2 separate regions of the Homo sapiens genome follow, and region 1 is linked to region 2. A link is an interaction called in ENCODE POLR2A ChIA-PET data of the cell type or tissue named here. Cell type or tissue: OCI-LY7. All regions are shown on one strand. Each heading gives the region's core, and the rest is flanking DNA. Links, peaks and the distances in the headings are about the cores only.

Region 1 (10,414 bases), core at 2,480-7,479, 60 kb after region 2:
AGCGGGCGGCCCGGCTCCCCTCCTCCCCCGCCCGCCGCCGCCGCTGTGATTGGGTGGAAGATGGCGCTGGCCGGATGGAAATCCTAATGACAGTCTCCAAATTCGCCTCCATCTGTACCATGGTAGGTGGCGGCGAGCGGGCGGCCGGGGCTGCCGGGACCTCTCGGGCGGGCGGGCGGCGCTGGACCCGCCTCTCCCAGTGGCCGCTCGCGGGGCCTAGCGCCGGGGCGGGCGGGCGGGCTGGGCGGCCCGGGCGGCCCGGGCGGGGGCGGTTGGACGGCGCGCAGGCGGGGAGCGCGGGGGTGAGCGGCCCAGGCGGCTGGGGAGGGGGCGCCGCCTGGTGGGCCAGGGCGGCGCGAGGGTAGCGGTGAGTGGGCGACCGTGCCAGACGCGGCGTCGGGCGGGCACCGGCCTCCGGGAGTCCCCGGCTGAACTGCTGGGGTCCGCTCGGGACGCGGGGACGAGGGCCGAGGCGCGCCCGGCCTGTGCCGGGGTGAGGGGTGGGCGCGCGCGAGCCAGAGCGCGGCCCCGGGCCGGGGTCGTCGGGGAGGGGGCGCGGAGCCGCGCGGGCTCCATTTCCTTCTGGTCGCGCGCCGAGCGGGAGGGGTCCCCGGGAGGGGTGGGGGTCGGCGGGCAGGAAGGAAGGGTCTCGGCCGGGGCGGGCAGCGCTCATTCCCGCCTGGGAGAGGACGGAAGTCAAGTGCAGATTTCCTCGCGCCGCTGGCTGGGCCGAGTCCCCGACCCCGCGCTGGGGGAAAGGGGCGTGTGTGAAGGTGGAAACTTTAAATAAGTACTGTTGAAATTCTCTCCATTTTCTCCTCTGAGAGGCACGAGCTCTCCCGTTTCCAGCCGTGTGTCCAGGTGGCAGTCTTGTCTCTGGGAATGCACGTTAATCTTGAAAAGCAGCATTAGCTTTCCTGTCATTTGTTTACTTCAGCCCACCAGACACATCTGTATGTGGCTGGAGCTAGGTCTGTCTGTGCGGGGACCGCCTGCCAAGGCGATGGTATTTGTTTTCCTAGGGCGTTTAAATAGACTGTAAGGGAAAAGTGCTAATGCCCGCTGGAAGTCCCGAATTAAGCAAAACGTGGGCGCGTTTAAAACTTGGTGTTTTGTGCGTGGCCAGAAGGACCACAGTTTTCCACATGATGAGACAAATTCGTTTCATTAGTTCCTCATGAGCTTATATGTAGGGATCATAATTTATGAGTCATCACCGAAAAAAGTTGTTCTTTGCAACGTGGGCCTAGTGGTTGTTATTAGAGACTTCTGAAATCTTGTGTTTCATGCCTCACTGGCCCTATTTATGCAACTGATTTCATATAGGAGATCCCCAAGAAATTTTCCATCTAAGGGTGGTACATTGTATATATTTTTCTTTAAGGAGTGGTGAATCAGATCTGAAAGATGCCTTAAAAAGCAGATTCTCTACTACACGCTGAGGAACAGTACAAAAAATGACTGAAATCAGGTGGACATAAAATCGACAGTATTAAAGAAATCATATTGAAGGATGAATCATTGAAGACTCCATTTCCCAACTGGATGATTGTTCTTTCTCACAGTTTACATTTTAGGAAAGCATTTGTATTAAATGGACTATATTAAAATGATTTTGGAGAATTGTTTGGGCTAATTATTTTTAGATACGCCAATTATTATCTTAGTCAATTTCAAAAGGAATGCGATAATTAGGTCTTTTACAGTGACAATTTTGCCACATGGCTGAGCTACACACATTGTATGGGTCATAGTTCATTGTCAAAGACTAGATTTCAGGAGTGGTGTGATACTCTTTACCGACTGTTCATTCACTCAAGTACTGTATATCAAGTATACACTTAGCAGCCACTAAGTGCTAGAGGCGACGCTGAGTACTGGGGATGCAGTATTGGTCAGGGCAGCCCCTGTTTTCTTGGTGTTTACATTCTTGCTCATGGACACAAACAGTATTCAGGTAAACAATAAATGTATGCTGTAATCAGATTAGGACAGTGAGACACAGGGATTTGCCAGGGTCACACACTTAGTAAGTGGGATTCTGATCCCAAGGATGTCAAATCAGAAGCTCTTTCTAGGGCTTCCATCCAGATACATTAATTACATGTGGGGCGTGTGTATTGTTGGCAAATACAGAAAATGCCTGGCCAAATGAGATCGTTCCAAAGGTACTATTAAAATTGGGTGTGTCTGTATTCATATTTGAATACATTCGAATGTACCCCCAAATAGTGCTGAATATCTCAAAGTAATTTGCAGTCTTATTCTTTAAAGAAAATTGCCATTTGTCCTCTGAGAATCACAAAATTGAAAAGCAAAGATACCTCTTTGGCTTTGTAGGTGCTGTTTTGCTAGGCTTGGAACGCTCCTCCCTGCCACACCCCGTATCCTTCTTGTCTGGCGAGTGTGTGTGCCTGTCTCTTAAGCAGGGAGCCTTACTTGAATAATCCTACCCCTGTCCAACCCGACCCTCCATCCCCTTCATACAGTTTCATGGCATTTTTGTAATCTCAGTAGCACTTATCATACTTACTGTGCAGTAAATTTTTCTTTGAACTCTTACTCAATTGTGAGGGCCTTGAAGGGGAAGGATTATCATTTACTTCTGCAGTTTGATCTGGAGTACCAAGTTCTGCATTCAGTATAAAAGTTTTCCAAAGTCCTTCCTGCCTCCTCCTGGTATGCCGGGTGAAGCAGGGATGATGTGGCTGTGTGTGTGTGGAATGGTGGAGAGAAGATGGGCTGGACTTAAACAGAACACTTCTCAGAATCAGCAGCTGTGAAAACATTTAGGATGAGTTGAAATTTTATTCTATAAGTACTGAAGTGTACATAATTTTTTCATTTGTCAAAATAACGTACCTGGGCAAATCTGCAATACCTTAATTGGGTTAAGTAACTGTTAAAAACAATTCTCTTCAGCTGTGTCTTATTTTAGATCACTAGTGTTGTGCTTACATGTGAAAATTAGTAAAACTTGTTTTTCATAAGTTAGTATTATAGCCTGAACCAAATGAGTGATTATGTTTAGATTGCAGTGAGTACATTTTCAAGGGTACCTCTTGAAATACCTGTTTTTAATTTGTCTATGAAATAATACATTTTCAGTATCACATAGTGTTTATTTTGCCTTTGAAGTAGTTTCAGACTTCAGGGCCTGGCACGGAGTACCTGCCTACCTGATATTTAATATTATACTTAATAAGTGTGAAATAACGGGAAAAGTGACAGAATACATGTAGAGAGGCTGTGTTTTGCAGTTGAGGTGGCTAATCCGGGTGGTCCGTCATGGGCATGCAGTAGTGGTCAGGACAGCCCCTGCTTTGGAGCTGGCACTACTTACTGTTAGCTCCATAAATGTTAGCTCTGCCTCTGATCATTATTGTCTCTTCCTGTTTGGGTTGTAGGAGTCATGGTTAGGAAGGCGTTGTTGGGAGGGGGACCAGACAACGGAGAAGTTGTTGGTGCAGGAGGTGGGTAGAGTTAGATCATGGGGTGGCACTGGCCTGGCTGCTTGCCCACCCTCGGTTACAAGGGCATGAGATTAGATCCATTAGAACATGGTGGTAATGAGGCCAAAGCTGGTAAAGGTAGGTGCTAGGAGAGTCCCACGGGCTTTTCTTCTGAGAAAGCCTGTGCCTAGCACAGCACCCTGAGCATGGTAAACTTTACTTGCTGAAGAAAGGCACAGGTGAAACTGGCTGTCTTTTCTTTTTTGTTTGCTCTGTTTTAATAACACGATTTTTAAAAACATAAATTAGAAAGGACATACATGGAAAATGTTTGCCTTTTCTTACTGCTCAGTCTCACTGGGATCCAGGTAAGGGTATGTGTGGTCAGTGCAATTTATCCTTACTACTGAAAAAAAGGAAAGCTGGGGCAAACCTCAGAGCCCATGCGTTGTTGGGAATGTGTGTGTGTGAAAGTCTCCTCTTCATATAACAAGAATATTATATTAAATAATGAAATTTCTTTTTCCTTCTCAAGAAATAGGGTGGATGTAGTTCTTTTATTAATAAAATATTTATTTGTAAATTAATATTTTATTAGTAAAATAGTACTTCTATGATAGGAGCATTCAAATGTGAGTTGCCATTGTTTTACTTATCTAATTTTGCTGTGTTAATTTAAGAAGGGAACAAAACTTAAGCTTCTTAAGCCTTTAAAAAAAATAAGAAAACCTCAAAAATAAGGAATCTTCTATTACATAAATGTTTGGTCAAAGGAATGTTTGAGCTTGGTGGAGAGAGAACATTTAGAAGAAGTATTAATAGAAGTTTTATTTAAGCCCACTCATCTTTTGAATTTGTCTAAAATACATTTTGGACATTAAAAATGATACATTCTCATAGAAAATCTGGAAAATATAAAAACTCCAAGAAAGCAAAAGGAAGGTCAATTTTTACCTCCCAGAGGATATGTTATTTATTTATTTATTTTATTTTTTTTTTGAGACGGAGTTTCACTCTTGTTGCCCAGGCTGGAGTGCAATGCTGCAATCTTGGCTCACCGCAACCTCCACCTCCCAGGTTCAAGTGATTCCCCTGCCTCAGCCTCCCGAGTAGCTGGGATTACAGGCATGTGCCACCACGCCCAGCTAATTTTTGTATTTTTAGTAGAGATGGGGTTTCTCCATGTTGGTCAGGCTGGCCAGAGCATATTTTATTTAACTTTTTAAAAAACTTGAGTTGTATTCCCTAGATATAGTTTTACACTGTTTACCCACGAATGATTATCATGTTATCATTATCATCATTCATGCCCATCCTAAAATTTGCCCAATTTTAGGATGAACATGAGTTTAATGTTATAAAATGATGAGGTGGTGAGATGAGCCCAATAAAGCATAGTGGTAGGGTACTAGGGCGTTGACAGGTTATATGTTTAATGATTATTAGAGGGTAAAGTGATATAGTTAGCAGAAATGGAATTTTATAAGAGGTGGTTTATTCTAATCTTAGGCACTTAGTTATCACAAAGATAAGACTTGTTATGATCTGAAATTTTTAATATGCTTGAAAACTCTAGTTTTAAATACCATATTCAATTATGTGGCATGTGTATAAATATTATGGTCTTATTTTATATCATATGGCTTTGCTTACCTTCTGGTGACTTTCTCTTTCCACCTTTTGCTAATAAGTGGCTAATAGGTCTCAAAGTAGGTTAATTATCTGCCCTACCATGATCCATGTTGGCCAGTTGCAGCGAGATGATGTCACATTTCTTGTTGCCTTATTTGATTCTAGACTTTTGACCAAGTCCCCCCAAACTGAGTCTGCCTCCTTTTTGTCATTTACCAAATTCCTTTCTTCCTGCCTTTAAACTCATATTTATTCTAGCTCTTCTGAAACTTTTATTGTCTCAGGAAGTATCTTTTAAGCATTTGTATACTTTGTATAATTCCTTTCCAGAAACCTTTTTAGATTTAAATAATCTAATTTTGTTTTGGTTTCTCTTTTAGCAGCTCTATTCCAGAAACTTAATATGGTATTTTGTTATGTATTTGACAGCATGGTATAATGAAAAGAGCAGTTGGACCAGAAGGTAAATTCTAGTCCAGATTTTGACATTTAGATGTGTATATATGGGAAAGTTTCTTAAAACTTCGAGTTAATTTTTCTCATCTGTGAAATAAAGGGATTGGACTAGATACTCTTTAATAGATATTCCTTATATGCTTGTCTCCTTCTAGGTCTAAAATTCTGATCCTTTAGTAGTTTATAAATGATTATTGGTATCATTTTCATCATTTTAGGAGCTCTTTTTTAAAAAATTATTATTATTTTTTTTGCTCTGTAGCCCATTTCTAGAACATCTTGGGAGTTCTAATTATGTTTTAGATAACATAAAAAGCATAGAATCAGACATAATTAAGCAAGAATTTCACTTAGTTCCCTAGTTTTTACAGTCTAAATACATTTTTCTTTCTTTAAAACTGGAGGTTACTGATACCACCATTTTCGTCACCAACAGCCTAATAATTCACAAAGCTATTTGCTAATTTTTGACACTTTTTTCTTTGCCAGTACCATTAAGGGATTTGAATTTTTTTGAGGTTCCATGTTTATTTCTTTAGTTATGAGTATGACCTTGGACAAGTTACTTCTCTGTACCTGTAAAGTGAGAGTAAAATAACATCTAGTTCATAGGGTTGTTGACTAGTACCTGGCCCATGGTAATCACTGTGTCATGTTGGCTGTTACTGCCCTTTAACATGATTTGCTCCCCTCCCTGTGGTAAAAAGTATTCATTGGCACTACTAATTAATCTGTTAGCTCAACATATACTAACCAAAATGGAAATTTGTTTTGTGAAATACAATTGTCAGTTCCTTTTCATTATAAGAAACGTTAGTTTATTAGTAGTATATACCCCTGAGAAAGCACTAATTTATTTTGAAATTGAGTGGATTAATTCATAATATGAAAGCTGAGAATGTAGATTGTCTTCTTTCTCTATTTTGAATAGTTCATAGAATAATTTATTTCTTTTATCTGGGAACAAAAATAACTGGTCTAATTTGTGACATTCTCAAACATATTTTACAAGTTTAGATAAGTTGAGAATGGCAAAAACCACAATTACTTTTGCAACAATCTAATACTTTTAGAAGAAAAATCTATCTTACCTTATTTTATACTAAAAAAAAAAAAAAGCACACCAGCTTTTTGTCATTACTAGAACAAGGTGTGTGCATTCAAGTTAGCTTCAGGACTTATTTTCTTTCAGATTTTTCTGTTTACTGAGGCCATATTATTATATTTAATTTCCTTATGCTCTATCCTTTAGGGAGCATAACAAGGGAATAACATCTCTTGTTGGCTTACATTGAACTTACCCACCTTGCTCTTAGATATCTTGTCTAAAACCTACAGTCCCAATCTCCTAGTCTAGAAGAGGGATATTTACATATCTACACCATACTTTAAAGGTGTTGGGAGAAAGTAGTAAGTGAAGAGTTGTATTATGAAGAGTTACACTTGCTGAACTGAAAACTCTCTATTGGAGTCCCAGTATTGTTGAAAAACTTACATATAACATTTGACCATTTGCTATCTTATGTGCAGAATTTGCTTTAGGAGGTTAGAGTGGCAGTTTATATACATTTATTTAGGAAGAAAAACTAGTAAGTCTTTGCTTTCTCACAGCAAAACTCGAAGACTTTTGTGATAGTGTAAACTATAAGAAATTTAATGTAGAGCACCACTGTGTGAGGTGGTATAGCCCTCTCTGTTCCTTGGCTTATGCTTTGCTGCTGCTTCTCTTTCAGAAGGACCATTAGCTTCTTCTAAACAGTATGTTATGTCTAAAGAAGAGATGTGTAAGCTTGCTTTATTTATCTGTAGTGAGCCACATGTCCAAAGCTACGTACCAATAAAAATTTATTTCCAACTGAAAACAAGAAGTAGATGTTTATTTCAGTGATAATGGACAGATGTTCTTAACTGAAATGCTTCATGGGTAGAGGAAGCATCCACACATTCTCTACTTGTAAAGGGTGGTTTAAATCATAATATCTTTCAGTAGAGTTAGAGTACTGTTGCCTTTGATTTTATTTTAGTGCTTTTTATTTTAGTGACCTACTAAGCCTCTACCTGATGCTAGTGATTTTTTTTTTTTTCCTTTTTGTAGGGATAAAGAGTGCTTTTTCTAAAGTATTTTGAGGAAGGATTCATGGAGACCTACATTATATCGTGCTGCATGTAGGTTCTGAGAACATGAAGACGACTGTGATAAACTCTGGTCTTATGGAACTTCCCATTCAGTGTGTCTTGAGTGGGTTATAGTTGTGCTGAGGAAGTAGTCCTCTTGACCCCTGGGAAGCCTGGAGGTATCTGGGTTGATAGGAGACCCTTAGCCAGTCCCTTTCTGGTGAGAGCAGACATACCTGTCTTACCTGTAGCTTCTTTTCTTTTTTTTTTTTCTTTTTTTTTTTTTTTTTAAGACAGGTCTTGCTCTATTGCTCAGGCTGTCTCCTACATTTAAACCATCCTCCTGCCTTGGCCTCCCAAGGTGCTGGGATGACAGGTGTGAGCCACTGCACCTGGCTATGTCTGTATTCTTGTGGGCTTTACATATACTATTTTCTCTGTGTGTCCTGATGAGAAGATTGAAAACCAGCTCTACTTACAGTATTGTAGAAGAGGATGGACGTATAAAACAAATGCATGCAATGAGATGTTTTTCTTATTGGTATAAGTAATGGTAATTATATGTGAAAGAGAAGGTGGTTTTGGGAGAGAGAAGAGGGCTTCAGGAAAAAGCTTCTTAGAAGAGAGTTGAACTTTGCAAAATGAATGGCCTTTATTATGTGGACATGGAGGGATGGGATACCAGATGTAAATAGATAATGTGTTACTCTTAGGCTCTGTAGGTGGTTTGGCGTGAAAGCGGGTCTTGTGAACAGTAAGGCTGGAGAGTAGGAAGGGGGCATATTTAAAGAAGTACCAGGAGTTTACCAAGTATTGATTCACATTAAAATGATTATTAAAGTGTGTGTTTAGCCTGAGGAAATGTAAGTCCAGAGGACAGTCATGAGGATATAAGAAACAATGGAGTTGGTAAAAATATGCTGGTAAATTGAATTACATTGATTTTTCAAAATTTGCTTGTATTTTTTTTAAGAAGAGAAAATGACAACAAAACAAGATGGATGGGGTACAAGGACAGTTCAGTGGGTTGTTAAAACTTGTTAAGGGCCTCCTTGTTTAAGAGCCAACTAAACAACCACTATTGGAAAATTTTGGATTGTATATACATGTTAAAAAATTAAGGATAAATACACACCCACACAGGGAGTGAATTTTCTTGCTTCCGTAGCAGCAGACATTTAAACGTTACCATTCAAACTCTGAGGGAAGGAAAATAGGAAAAACAAAATGAAAAAGAATGACAGAAAACACAGGTGGAAGAAATAAGCTCTTCTAGTTCATTAATCATAATAATCCAAATGGTTCAAACTTACTTTCATTGTATTAAAGGAACTATCAGAATGGATAAAAAACAAAATATTGCTCAATAAGAAACCTACCTAAAATGAAAGGGCAATCTCTTTAACAGTAACACGATAGTATTGTCACAACTAAGAAAATTAACAATAGATTTTTTTTGAGGTATTTCAAAAGCATTAATTTTATTTTGTTGTTGTTATTAGTCTTTCTCTATCTGTCATCTTGAAGATCCATTCAGAATTAGGAAAGGTTAGGTAGTATTAGCCCCATTTTCACAAAATGGAAAAGGAAGCTTAAAGTCAGCCCTGCAGCAGCTAGGGATGGGGTCCAAATTTCTAGACATGCAAACTCGTTATGACATCTACAGGGCAATGTGTTGCAGGTTTGATGGTTGAGACAAAATTACTCCTTTTCAAACAAGAGATTGGGGAATTTTTATTCCTGACTTTTCGGCTGCATATCTGTGTGTGTGTGACTTTGAGTCCTCACTAATTATTTTCACTTGGGTAGGCCGTTTAACTGGTTTCAGTTATGAAATGGAATAATAATTTCCCCATTAGATCAGATGAGATGACACATGTGAACGTCCTTTGTACTATAAATACATATCAACATCACCCTTACATGGTCATTGTTGGTAAGACTCCATGCCCTCTTAAGGAAAGGATGGAAAGCACATTAAGATACTGTGGACTGTAGGAGTTGTAACGGAGCTCACAAGTTACCTTTGACAAAGCGTAGTCATTTCAAAGTTTGAAAATGAGTATTTTAATGATCCATGAAGCAAAGTTTTAGATTACCCTTAAAATCTTTACTATGTTAAAAATGTACAGTTAATGAGTGGCTTTTTAATTTTTTTTTATTTTTTTTTATTTTTTGAGACAGAGCCTTGCTCTGTTGCCCAGGCTGGAGTGCAGTGGTGCAGTCTCGCCTCATTGAAACCTCTGCCCCCCGGGCTCAAGCTATCCTCCTGCCTGAGCCTCCCAAGTATCTGGGACTACAGGCACACACTACCATGCCCAGCTATTTTTTCTTTTTAATTAATTTTTTTTGTAGAGACAGGGTTTCACCATGTTGCCCAGGCTGGTCTCAAACTCAAGTGATGTAGCTGGCCTCCCAAAATGCTGCAATTACACGTGTGAACCACTGCACCTGGCCTGTAGTTAACTTCTGATGGCAGTAAACACTGCAATTCCCTATTAGTAACATTTTTTTTTAAAGGTATAAAATTATAGTGAGTAAATTGCCTTTATTTCTACAGTATTGGTCTACCTGGGTTTTTCAGGGATCCCTGAAAAGAGACTTTCAAAATTAGAGCCCATCTGGGCACAAGTAAAATAAGTCATAAAGTACTTAAGTTGTAGGGGTAAGGAGACAATAAAATACAAGGCTTTTGTTCTTTGGAATGGAAAATGCATTTATAATTTGAGATTCTGTAGATGAACATTTATTCTGCTTTG
Region 2 (10,414 bases), core at 1,781-6,780:
TCCAAATTTTGGGGGAGATTGATTTGAGTAATAACTCATACCCACAAGGTATGGCTGGCCTTGTGTCAGTTAAACTCTTTCTTTACTGCACTGCTGTGGTCTTTATTGTGCAGCAGGCAGGAATAACCCATTGGGTGGAGGCAGTTACAAAATTCTTCATTTCCAGATGACGTGACTTTGTATGTAGAAAATTATGCACAGTTCGGCTGGGTGCAGTGGCTCACGCCTGTAATCCCAGCACTTTGGGAGGCTGAGGCGGGTGGATCACGAGGTCAGGAGATCAAGACAATCCTGGCTAACACCGTGAAACCCTGTCTCTACTAAAAATACAAAAAAAAGAAAAAAATTAGCCAGTCGTGGTGATGGGCGCCTGTAGTCCCAGCTACTCAGGAGGCTGAGGCAGGAGAATGGCATGAATCCAGGAGGCAGAGCTTGCAGTGAGCGGAGATTGTGCCACTGCACTCCAGCCTGGGCAACAGAGTGAGACTCCATCTCAGCAAAAAAGAAAAAGAAAAAAAAATTATGCACAGTTTACTATAAAACTACAAGAACTAATAAGTTCGTCCAAGTCACAGGATACAAAATCAATATACGAAAGTCAAATGTATTTCTGTATACCAGCATTTAATACTTTGAAACTTGGTCGGGCACAATTGCTCACACCTGTAATCTCAGCACTTTGGGAGGCCAAAGCAGGCAGATCATGAGGTCAGGAAGTCAGGTCCAGCCTGGCCAACTTGGTGAAACCCAATCTCTACTAAAAATACAAAAAAAAAATTAGCCAGGCGTGGTGGCATGCGCCTGTAATCCCAGCCGCTCAGAAGGCTGAGGCAGGAGAACTGCTTGAATCCGGGAGGTGGAGGTTGCAGTGAACCGAGATCACACTACTGCACTCCATCCTGGGCGGCAGAGCAAGTTTCCATCTAAAACAAAAAAAACAAAAACAAAAAAAACCCTAACAATAAGAAAAACATTCCATTCACAGTAGCATCAAAAAAGTATGCAATACTTAGGAACAAATTTAGCAAAAGCGCAATGCTTCTACTCTTAAGAAACATTGCTGAAAGAAATTAAAGAAGACCTAAATAAATGAAAGAACATAGTATATTTGTAGAGTGAAAGACTTAATATTGGTAAGATGGCAAAAATCCCCCAAATTGGTTTGCGTATTTAATGCAAATCCTATCAAAATCTCTGCTGACTTTTTTGGGGACTTTTTTTTTTTTTTTTTGAGACAGCACCTGGCTTTGTTACCCAGGCTGGAGTGCAGTGCCCCAGTCTTGGCTCACTGCAATCTCTGCCTCCAAGGCTTAAGTGATCCTCCTGCCTCAGTCCCCACAAGTAGCTGGGGCTATAGGCATGCGCCACCACACCTGGCTCATTTTTGTATTTTTTGTAGAGATGGGGTTTTGCCATGTTGGACAGGGTGGTGTCAAACTCCCAAGCTCAAGCGATCCACCTGCCTCAGCCTCCCAAAGTGCTGGGACTACAGAGCCACCACACCTGGCTGGGCATAAATTGATAAACTAAAATTCTTAGGAAATGAAAAGATCCCAGAATAGCCCAAAATAATCTTGAAAAATTGACTATAGTTTGAGAACTTAGACACACCCTCACTTCAAAATGTAATGCAAACCTATGGTAATCAATACAGTGTAGTATTGGCATAAGGATAAACTATAGACCAGTGAAATAAAATTGAGAACCCAGAAATAAACCCTTTCATTACAGTCGATTGATTTTTGACAAAGATGTCAAAATTCAATCGGAGAGAGTCTTTTCAAAAATGGTGCTGGGACAGTTAGACATCCATATGCAAAAAAAAAAAAAAACGTGAAATTGGCCTTCAGCCTCATACCATACACAAAAATCAACTCAAAATGCATCGCACACCTAAATTTAAGAGATACAACTGTAAACATTAGAATAAGACATGGCGTGTAAATCTGTGGTCTTAAGTTAGGCAATGATTTCTTATAAATGATAACAAAAGCACATTGGTAAAAAAAAATAATAAATTGGACTTTTGAATTTCAAAAACCACAAGAAAGTGAAAGATAACCCACAGAATGAGAGAAATATTTATAAATCATATATCCACTAAGAGACTTATATCCAGAATATATAAAGAACTCTTAACAACTTAATTGTTTTAATGGGCAGAGGACTTGAATAGATATTTCTAAAAAGAAGATACGTAAATCGCCAATAAGCACATGAAAAGATGACTAATGTTCTTAGTTGCCAAGGATATACAAATCAAAACCACAATGAGATACCACTTTATACTCACTGTAGTGGCTGTAATAAAAAAGATATAATAACAAGTGTCAGCAAGGATGTGGAGAAACTAGAACCCTCATGTTGCTGGTAAGAATGTAAAATGGTGCAGCCAGTTTGGAAAATAGTTTGAGAGTTTCTCAGAAGGTTAAACATAAGAGTTACCGTGTGACCCAGCTGTTCTACTCATAGGTATCCATCAAATATAAATGAAAACATTTTCACACAAAGATTTTTATGTGAATATGCAGAGCAGCAATATTCACAAAAGTAAAAAAGTGGAAACAACTCACATGTCCATCAGTTGGTGAATGGATAAACAAAATGTGATATATCTATACAATAGAATACTATTTGACAGTAAAAAGAAGTGAAATACTGAGACTTACTGCATGAATGAACCTCAAAAACATTATGCTTGGTGAAAGAAGCCAGACACAAAACAAAATGTACTGTATAATTCTATTTATATGACATATCTAGAATAGGTAACCATATAAGGACAGGAAGTATGGTTGCCTAAATGTGAGGTGAGGGGGGAGTAAGGACTGACAGCTACTGGGCACAAAGTTTATTGTGGGGATGATGGAAATGGTCTAAAATTAGATTGTTGTGATGGATACACAACTTTGTGAACATAGCAAAAACCATTGAAATGGGTTAATTTTATGGCATGTAAATTATGTCTCAATAAATCTATTTAAAACAGATAAACACTGGCTCTTGTCCTGGGAGGGCTGTGCTCTGAATGACAGCAGGACATAGCAGTGAGGTAACAATATGCCCACTGGGACCTTGGAAGCAGAGTGTTATGATAGTAGGGTAGTGGATTTCAGCATTGCCGTTTTTTATTTTCCCTCAAATGTTTTAATTCATTTTTGTGAAAAGCATGGAAGAGGTATTACAAATTTTTTAGCAGTACCTCTCATCCACATTTCAAAAAAAAGTCCTATTCTAGAATTTTGAATGGGTGGCATTTTATGTTAATGACCAAAGAATTTGTCTTTAACCTCTGTTGGCAGAATTTCAGGATTTTGTTACAAGGGGTCACAAGGTGTTGGGGAAAGGACTTTGGCTTACAGGTCTGGAGACTGTCATCAGCCAAGTGGCTGGCTGTGGGCAAATCTGCATTTCTCCACTATGCTCCAGCCTTTTTAGGGGAGCTTTGTGGATTTGGCTCACCAAGGTTCCTTTATCATCTACACTTATATGCAATAGGTAGCATTGTTTCTGTTCTCAACAGCTGAGGTAGCTATTAATTCTAGAAGGAGGTTAGAGCCAGTGTAAATTTCTGGTGGGAGTGGGGTCCTGCATGCAACCTTCCTCCGGGTGCTCTTCCTTCCTGGGTGCATCCACCCTCCTAGGGTGCATCTGGAAAAATGCTCCAACCTTTCAAGGTTTGGGGCTTTCCTCTGTGAAACTTAGCAATCTTCCTTTTAAAATTTTTAAAAATTTCTGTTGACTTTTTATTTTGAGATAATTATAGATTCACAGGAAGCTGCAAAAATAGAACAAAGAGGTATTTTGTGCCCTTCAACCAGTTTCCCCCTGTGGTTACTTTTTACCTACCTACAGCACAATATCAAAATCAGAAAACTGACTTTGGTACAACATATGTGGATAGTTCTATGCCATTGTATCACATGCGGAGGTTCCTGCACGAGTGCACACCACTACTTCATGACACAGAACTATTCCAACACCTGACAGCTCCCTTGTGTTACCCTTTTCAGTTACACCACCCCTTTCTTTCACCATACCTGGCAACTACTAATCTTTCATCTCTGTAATGTGTGATAGTGAGAATGTTAAATAAGTGGAACTGTAGAGTACATCAGCTTTTTTTTCCTTTTTTTTTTTTTTTTTTTTTTACTCATATGATGCCCTTGAGATCCACCTAAGTTGTGTTTATCAACAGTTTGGTTTCCTTTCATTGCTTGGTAGTATTCCATGGTTTGGATGTGCCAGTTTAACCATTTACACATTGAAAGACATTTTGATTGTTTACACTTTGGGGCTATTTTATCAGCATTACCCTTATGAAAGTAGGAAAGCTTTAACTAATGCTCTTGGAACCCAGGACACAAAAATGAGAAACTACTAACTACAAAAGGAGAGGTAAACCCTGTTCTAATTGAATGAGAAAGGAGCTATTCGGGTTGACAAGTTTCTGGGAGAAAATTAAGCTCTCAAGTTCAAGAACCTCAGGTTCCTTCATGCCTTCCTCAGTAGTATGCACCCTCTTCTCCGTCATCATTCACCATTCAAACAAGAAATAAGACAATTTTTTTAAAAATTGTGAGGTCCTGGTGAAGTGTGGTGGCTCATGCCTGTAATCCCAACACTTTCAGGCGGGCGGATCACCTAAGGTCAGGAGTTCGAGACCAGCCTGACCAACATGGTGAAACCACGTCTCTACTAAAAATACAAAAAGTAGCCACACATGGTGGCAGGCACCTGTAATTCCAGCTACTTGGGAAGCTGAGGCAGGAGAATTGCTTGAACCTGGGAGGTGGAGGTTGCAGTGAGCTGAGATCACACCACTGCACTCCAGCTTGGGCAACAGAGCGAGTCTCTGTCTCAAAAAAAAGAAAAAAGGGCCGAGCACATTGGCTTATGCCTATGATCCCAGCAGTTTGGGAGGCCAAGGTGGGTGGATTGCCTGAGGTCAGGAGTTTGAGACCAGCCTGGCCAACATGGTGAAACCCTGTCTCTACTAAAAATACAAAAATTAGCTGGGCGTGGTAGCGCATGCCTGTAATCCCAGCTGCTCAGGAGGCTGAGGCAGGAGAATCGCTTGAACCTGGGAGGCAGAGGTTGCAGTGAGCTGAGATCATGCCACTGCACTCCAGCCTGGGCCACAAGAGTGAAACTCCGTCTCAAAAAAAAAAAAAATTGTAAGGTCCTTTTCTTATATAAAAAAAGTTCTGTGTGTAACATATTCATTCATCCATTTCTTATTAAGTGATTCATTGTGTGCCTCTATGATACTGGGACCTGCTCTTAAGATGGGAACAAGTCCATGCCTTTGGGGAAATTATATAATCTCTAGGGAGACAGACGCTAAACTAAGAAGATTATTTTAAAAGAATTTCATATGTGGTATGAAGGACCAGCTGAGGCTACCAGAACATCAACAACATGATCTTTAATCTGAAAGATCAGGACAAATTATCCAGGGTAGGAGGCATAAAACCATAGGAGTGAGTGAGAGAACAGCACAGGGGCATAAGATTCAACACATTTTGAATCATTACCTGAATTATGACTACATACCCTTGGAAAGTACTCGTTTTATCAGAAGATACAAAATTGTGAACAAGTTATTTATACAGACCAATGATATATGGTGTAGGAAAAAGATGTACAAATTTCTATAATGCACTGGCAGATTTTTAAAAAGAATTTTTTTTTCTTGAGAGGGAGCCTCGCTCTGCCACCCAGGCTGAAGGGCAGTGGTGCGATCTCCGCTCACTGCAACCTCCACCTCCTGGGATCAAGCGATTCTCCTGCCTCAGCCTCCTAAGTGGCATTACAGGTGACCGCCACCATGCCTGGCTAATTTTTGTATTTTTAGTAGAGACGGGGTTTCACCCTGTTGCCCGGGCTGGTCAGAATTTTCTGTATAAACAATAAAAGTTGACTTTTCAGTTTTAGTAATAAAAATATTTTCTAATTTGTTAATCATTTTTTATCCTTATTTTTGGTATGTTTAACAAAATTTTAAGTGTGGGCCTATTCTTATTGTGTGTGTGTATGTTTATGTTTAGAGTGAAATACAGGACTGCAAATTAAAGGAAATGTATTTTCCTGTTCAACATAGAGCACACTATACTTCCTTAGGCACTTTCTACACAAAGTAGGTACCAACTAGAATTTTGTGTGATGGTTGAATAAATGTATATCTTACAAAAGTACTAATCTTGGAGTCCTACATAAGTTGGTGAATTCCCTGCCTTGTTTTTTCATTTTTAATTGAGGTAAAATTAACATAACTTAAAATTTAGTGTAGAAATCTAGCCAGGTATGGCGGCCCTTGCATGTAGTCTCAGCTACTTCAGAGCCCAGAGTTAAAAGTTACGGTGCACTGTGGGAGATTCGTCAGGGTGGTGGGAGAAATTATAGGAAAAGATGCAAGCCTTCTTGGAAGGCCAGGAGGTTTTGCAAAAGCTTCGAAAGAGGATTTGGCTGAAGGCAGGCAAATTATCTTATCCAGAGCCTGAGAGCAAAGGTTAGATAACAAGGGGATGTAAAGAAATTAATCTAGGTAAATTAGTTTGCTTCGGGACCTGGCCTTTAATCCGCAGGATTGCTTTTTGGGGCGGGGTGGGGGTGGGATGGGGTGGTGACCATATTAATTACCCACAAAGTGTGTTGACTCAAGGCCTTTGTTATTAAATCTGTACTGAATAAATGCCTGCAGCGCAGGCTTGTCAGGGCTGCGGCTGCTACAACCCTTTAGGACACCCTCCTCGGGGTCTGTGAGCGGCCTGGTCCCCTAGCCCGCTCTTTCACTGGATACCTACACCTGAGTACTCCTTTCATCCATCGCTGGGCCAGACCCAGCAGTGCACTCCAGTCTGGGCAACAGAGCAAGACCCTATCTCTAAAACAACCACAACAAAACCCATTTTAAGTGTACAATTCAGTGGGTTTTAGTCCATTTGCAATGTTGTGCAACCATCACTATCTAGTTCCAGAACATTTGCATCACCACAAAAGGAAATCTTTTACCCAATAAGCAGTCATTCTATATTGTTCCCATGACCCAGACCCTGGAAACCACTAATAGGGGATTTGCTTATTCCGGATGTTTCATATAAATGAAATTTATATAGCCTGTTGTGTCTGTCTTTCATGCAGCATAAATTTTAAAACTTCATCCATGTTATAGCATGTATCAGTACTTCAGGGTTTTGGGGTTGTTTTTAGTTAAAGAGCATATTTACCTTTGTAAATTTACCTTATTTCCAGACACATTCATTTTTAATAAGCTTACAAAAAGTCAAATATCTAAATAAGCATTTTATTCTTACAAGTTGTTGTTTTCTAAAGTTATACACTTATTCTAATAACATTGCCATTTCTTGAAATGTTTTTGAGGTTTTTTCCAAAAGAATTCTAATTTTTTGGGGGAAAATTTAAAAGATTTTTTTTAATTATGGCAAAATTTATATAACATAAAATTTACCATGTTAACCATTTTTTAGTGTACAGCTCAATGGCATTAAGTACATTCATATTGTTATGCAACCATCACCACCATGCATCTCCAGAACTTTTTCATTTTCCCAAACTGAAATTATAACTTTTAAGCAATTAACTTCCCCATTACTCCCCTCCTGCCAGCCCCTGGCAACCACCATTCTATTTCTCGTCTCTATGCATTTAACTACTCTAGGTACTTTATGTAAGTGGAACAACAGAATTTTTGTCCTTTTGTTTCAGGCTTATTTGACTTAGCATAATGTTTTCAGGGCTACCTGTGTCTCTCAGAATTTCAGTTCTTTGTTTTAACTTTAGGTTCAGGGGTATATGTGCAGGTTTGCTATATAGGTACACTGTGTTTCACAGGGGCTTGGTGTACAGATAATTTAATCACCCAGGTAATAAACATAGCTACCCGATAGGTATATCTTCTGATCCTTTCCCTCCTTTTACCCTTCACCCTCAAAAAGGCCCCAATGTCTGTTGTTCCCCTTCTAGTATCTGTGTGCTCGTTGTTTAGCTCCCACTTAGAAATGAGAACTTGCAGTATTTGGCTTTCTGTTCCTGTGTTACTTAGCTTAGGATAATGACCTCCAGCTGTATCCATGTTGCTGCAAAGGACATGATCTCATTCTTTTTTATTGCTGCATAGTATTCTATGGTGTATATGTACTACATTTTAAAAATCCAGTCTATCATTGATGGGCATGTAGGTTGATTCCATGTCTTTGCTATTGTGAATAGTGCTGCAGTGAAATGCACGTGCATGTATCTTTATGGGAGAGCAATGCATATTCCTTTGTGTATATACCTAATAATGGGATTGCTGCATCAAATGGTAATTCTGTTTTATATTTTTCAAGCAATCTACACTGCTTTCCACAATGTCTGAACTAATTTACACTCCCACCAGCAGTGTATAAGTGTTCCCTTTTCTCTGCAACCTTGCCAGCATCTGTTATTTTTAGACTTTCTTTTTCTTTTCTTTTCTTTTCCTTTTTCTTTTTTTTTTGAGACAGAGTCTGCCTCTGTTGCCCAGGCTGGAGTGCAATAGTGTGATCGCAGCTCACTGCAACCTCTGCCTCCTGGGTTCAAGCGATTCTCATGCCTCAGCCTGCTGAGTAGCTGATATTACAGGTGTGTGTCACTTTGCCTAGCTAATTTTTGTATTTTTAGCAGAGACAGGGTTTCACCATGTTGGTCAGGCTGTTCTCGAACTCCTGACCTCAAGCAATCCACCCACCTTGACCTCCCACAGTGCTGGGATTACAGGCATGAGCACTGCGTCTGGCTTTTTTTGCTTTTTAATGATAGCCATTCTGACTGGTGTGAGATGGTCTCTCATTGTGGTTTTGATTTGCATTTCTCTAATGATTAGTGACATGGAACATTTCTTTATATACTTGTTGGCCACATGTATGTCTTCCTTTAAAAAGTGTCTGTTCATGTCCTTTGCTGACTTTTTAGTGGGGTTGGTTTTTTTTTGCTTGTACATTTGTTTAAGTCCCTTATAGATTCTGTGTATTAGACCTTTGTTGGATGCATAGTTTGCAAATGTTTTTTTTCCATTCTATAGGTTGTCTGTCTACTCTTTTGATAGTTTCTTTTGTTGTGCAGAAGCTCTTTAGTTAGTTAGTTAGTTCGTTAGTTAGTTATTTAGTTAGTTAGTTTATTTTTGAGACAGAGTTTCGCTCTTGTTGCCCAGGCTGGAGTGCAATGGCATGATCTCGGCTCATCAAAACCTCCGCCTCCCGAGTTCAAGCAATTCTTCTGCCTCAGCCTCCCAAGTAGCTGGGATTACAAGCGCCCACCATGCCCAGCTAATTTGTTTTTTTTTTTAATTTTTAGTAGAGATGGGGTTTCACCACGTTGGCCAGGCTGATCTAGAATTCCTGACATCAGGTGATCCACCTGCCTCGGCCTCCCAAATTGCTGGGATTACAGGCATGAGCCACCGCACCTGGCCTAGTTTAATTATTAATAGGTCCCATTTGTCATTTTTTGTTTTTGTTGCAATTGCTTTTGGCATTTTTGTTGTGAAATCTTTGCCAAGTCCTATGTCCAGAATGGTACTTCCTAAATTATCTTCCAGGGTTTTTATAGTTTTAGGTTTTACATTTAAGACTTTAATTCCTCTTGAGTTGATTTTTTTATGTGGTGTAAGGTAGGGGTCCAGTTTCAATCCTCTGCGTATAACTAGGCGGTTATCCCAGCACCATTTATTGAATGAAAGTCTGTTCACTATTGTTTGTTTTGTCAGCTTTGTCAAAGGTCAATTGTTGTAGGTGTATGGCATTATTTCTGGGCTCTCTTCTGTTCCATTGGTTTATGTGTCTGTTTTTGTACTAGTACCATGCTGTTTTGGTTACTGTAGCCTTGTAGTATAGTCTGAAGTTGGGTAGTGTGATGCCTCTGGCTTTGTTCTTTTTGCTTAAGATTGTCTTGGCTACGTGGGCTCTTTTTTGGTTCCATATGAATTTTAAAATAGTTTTTTTTTCTAATTCTGTGAAGAATGTCATTAGTAGTTTGATAGGAATAGCATTGAATCTGTAAGTTGCTTTGGATAGTATAGCCATTTTCATGCTATACTATCCATGAGCATGGAATATTTTTCCATTTGTTCATGTCATTTCTGATTTTGTTGAGCAGTGTTTTGTAATTCTCATTGTAGAGATCTTTCACCTCCCTGGTTAGCTGTATTCCTAGGTATCTAGGTATTTTTGAATTTTAATCCTTTTCTTTTTTTTTTTTTTTTTTGAGACAGGATCTGGCTCTGTCACCCAGGCTGGAGTGCAGTGGTGCTGTGTCCGGAATTGGTGGGTTCTTGGTCTCACTGACTTCAAGAATGAAGCCACGGACCCTTGCCATGAGTGTTACTGTTCTTAAAGATGGTGTGTCTGGAGTTTGTTCCTTCAGATGTTCAGAT

The links. Peaks named below come from ENCODE experiments on the same cell type or tissue, not always from the same donor. Only the 100,000 strongest peaks of a DNase experiment are listed, where the experiment ranks them.
Region 1: POLR2A ChIA-PET joins it to region 2 with 7 read pairs; 4 of 35 experiments call an interaction of 5 or more read pairs at or near these places.

What each region holds. Positions count from the first base shown.
Region 1 is chr13:27,161,300-27,171,713 of GRCh38, reverse strand. USP12 (ubiquitin specific peptidase 12) reads left to right here. Exons shown (of 9, transcript NM_182488.4): 1 at 1-122. The coding sequence starts at 75. It overlaps USP12-AS1 (USP12 antisense RNA 1), which reads right to left. Exons shown (of 3, transcript NR_046547.1): 2 at 8,791-8,854; 3 at 2,579-2,777. Among named protein-coding and RNA genes, the nearest start is that of USP12, 5.3 kb to the left of the region's middle. RefSeq lists silencers at 1-16, 157-206, 267-356, 427-496, 527-576 and an enhancer at 817-926. In OCI-LY7, for the core only: no CTCF peak of the experiment used is centred there; no DNase peak of the experiment used is centred there.
Region 2 is chr13:27,220,694-27,231,107 of GRCh38, reverse strand. No RefSeq gene overlaps it. Among named protein-coding and RNA genes, the nearest start is that of LINC00412, 11 kb to the left of the region's middle. In OCI-LY7, for the core only: no CTCF peak of the experiment used is centred there; DNase peaks (open chromatin) are centred at 2,742 and 3,897; H3K4me3 peaks cover 2,646 bases; H3K27ac peaks cover 2,582 bases.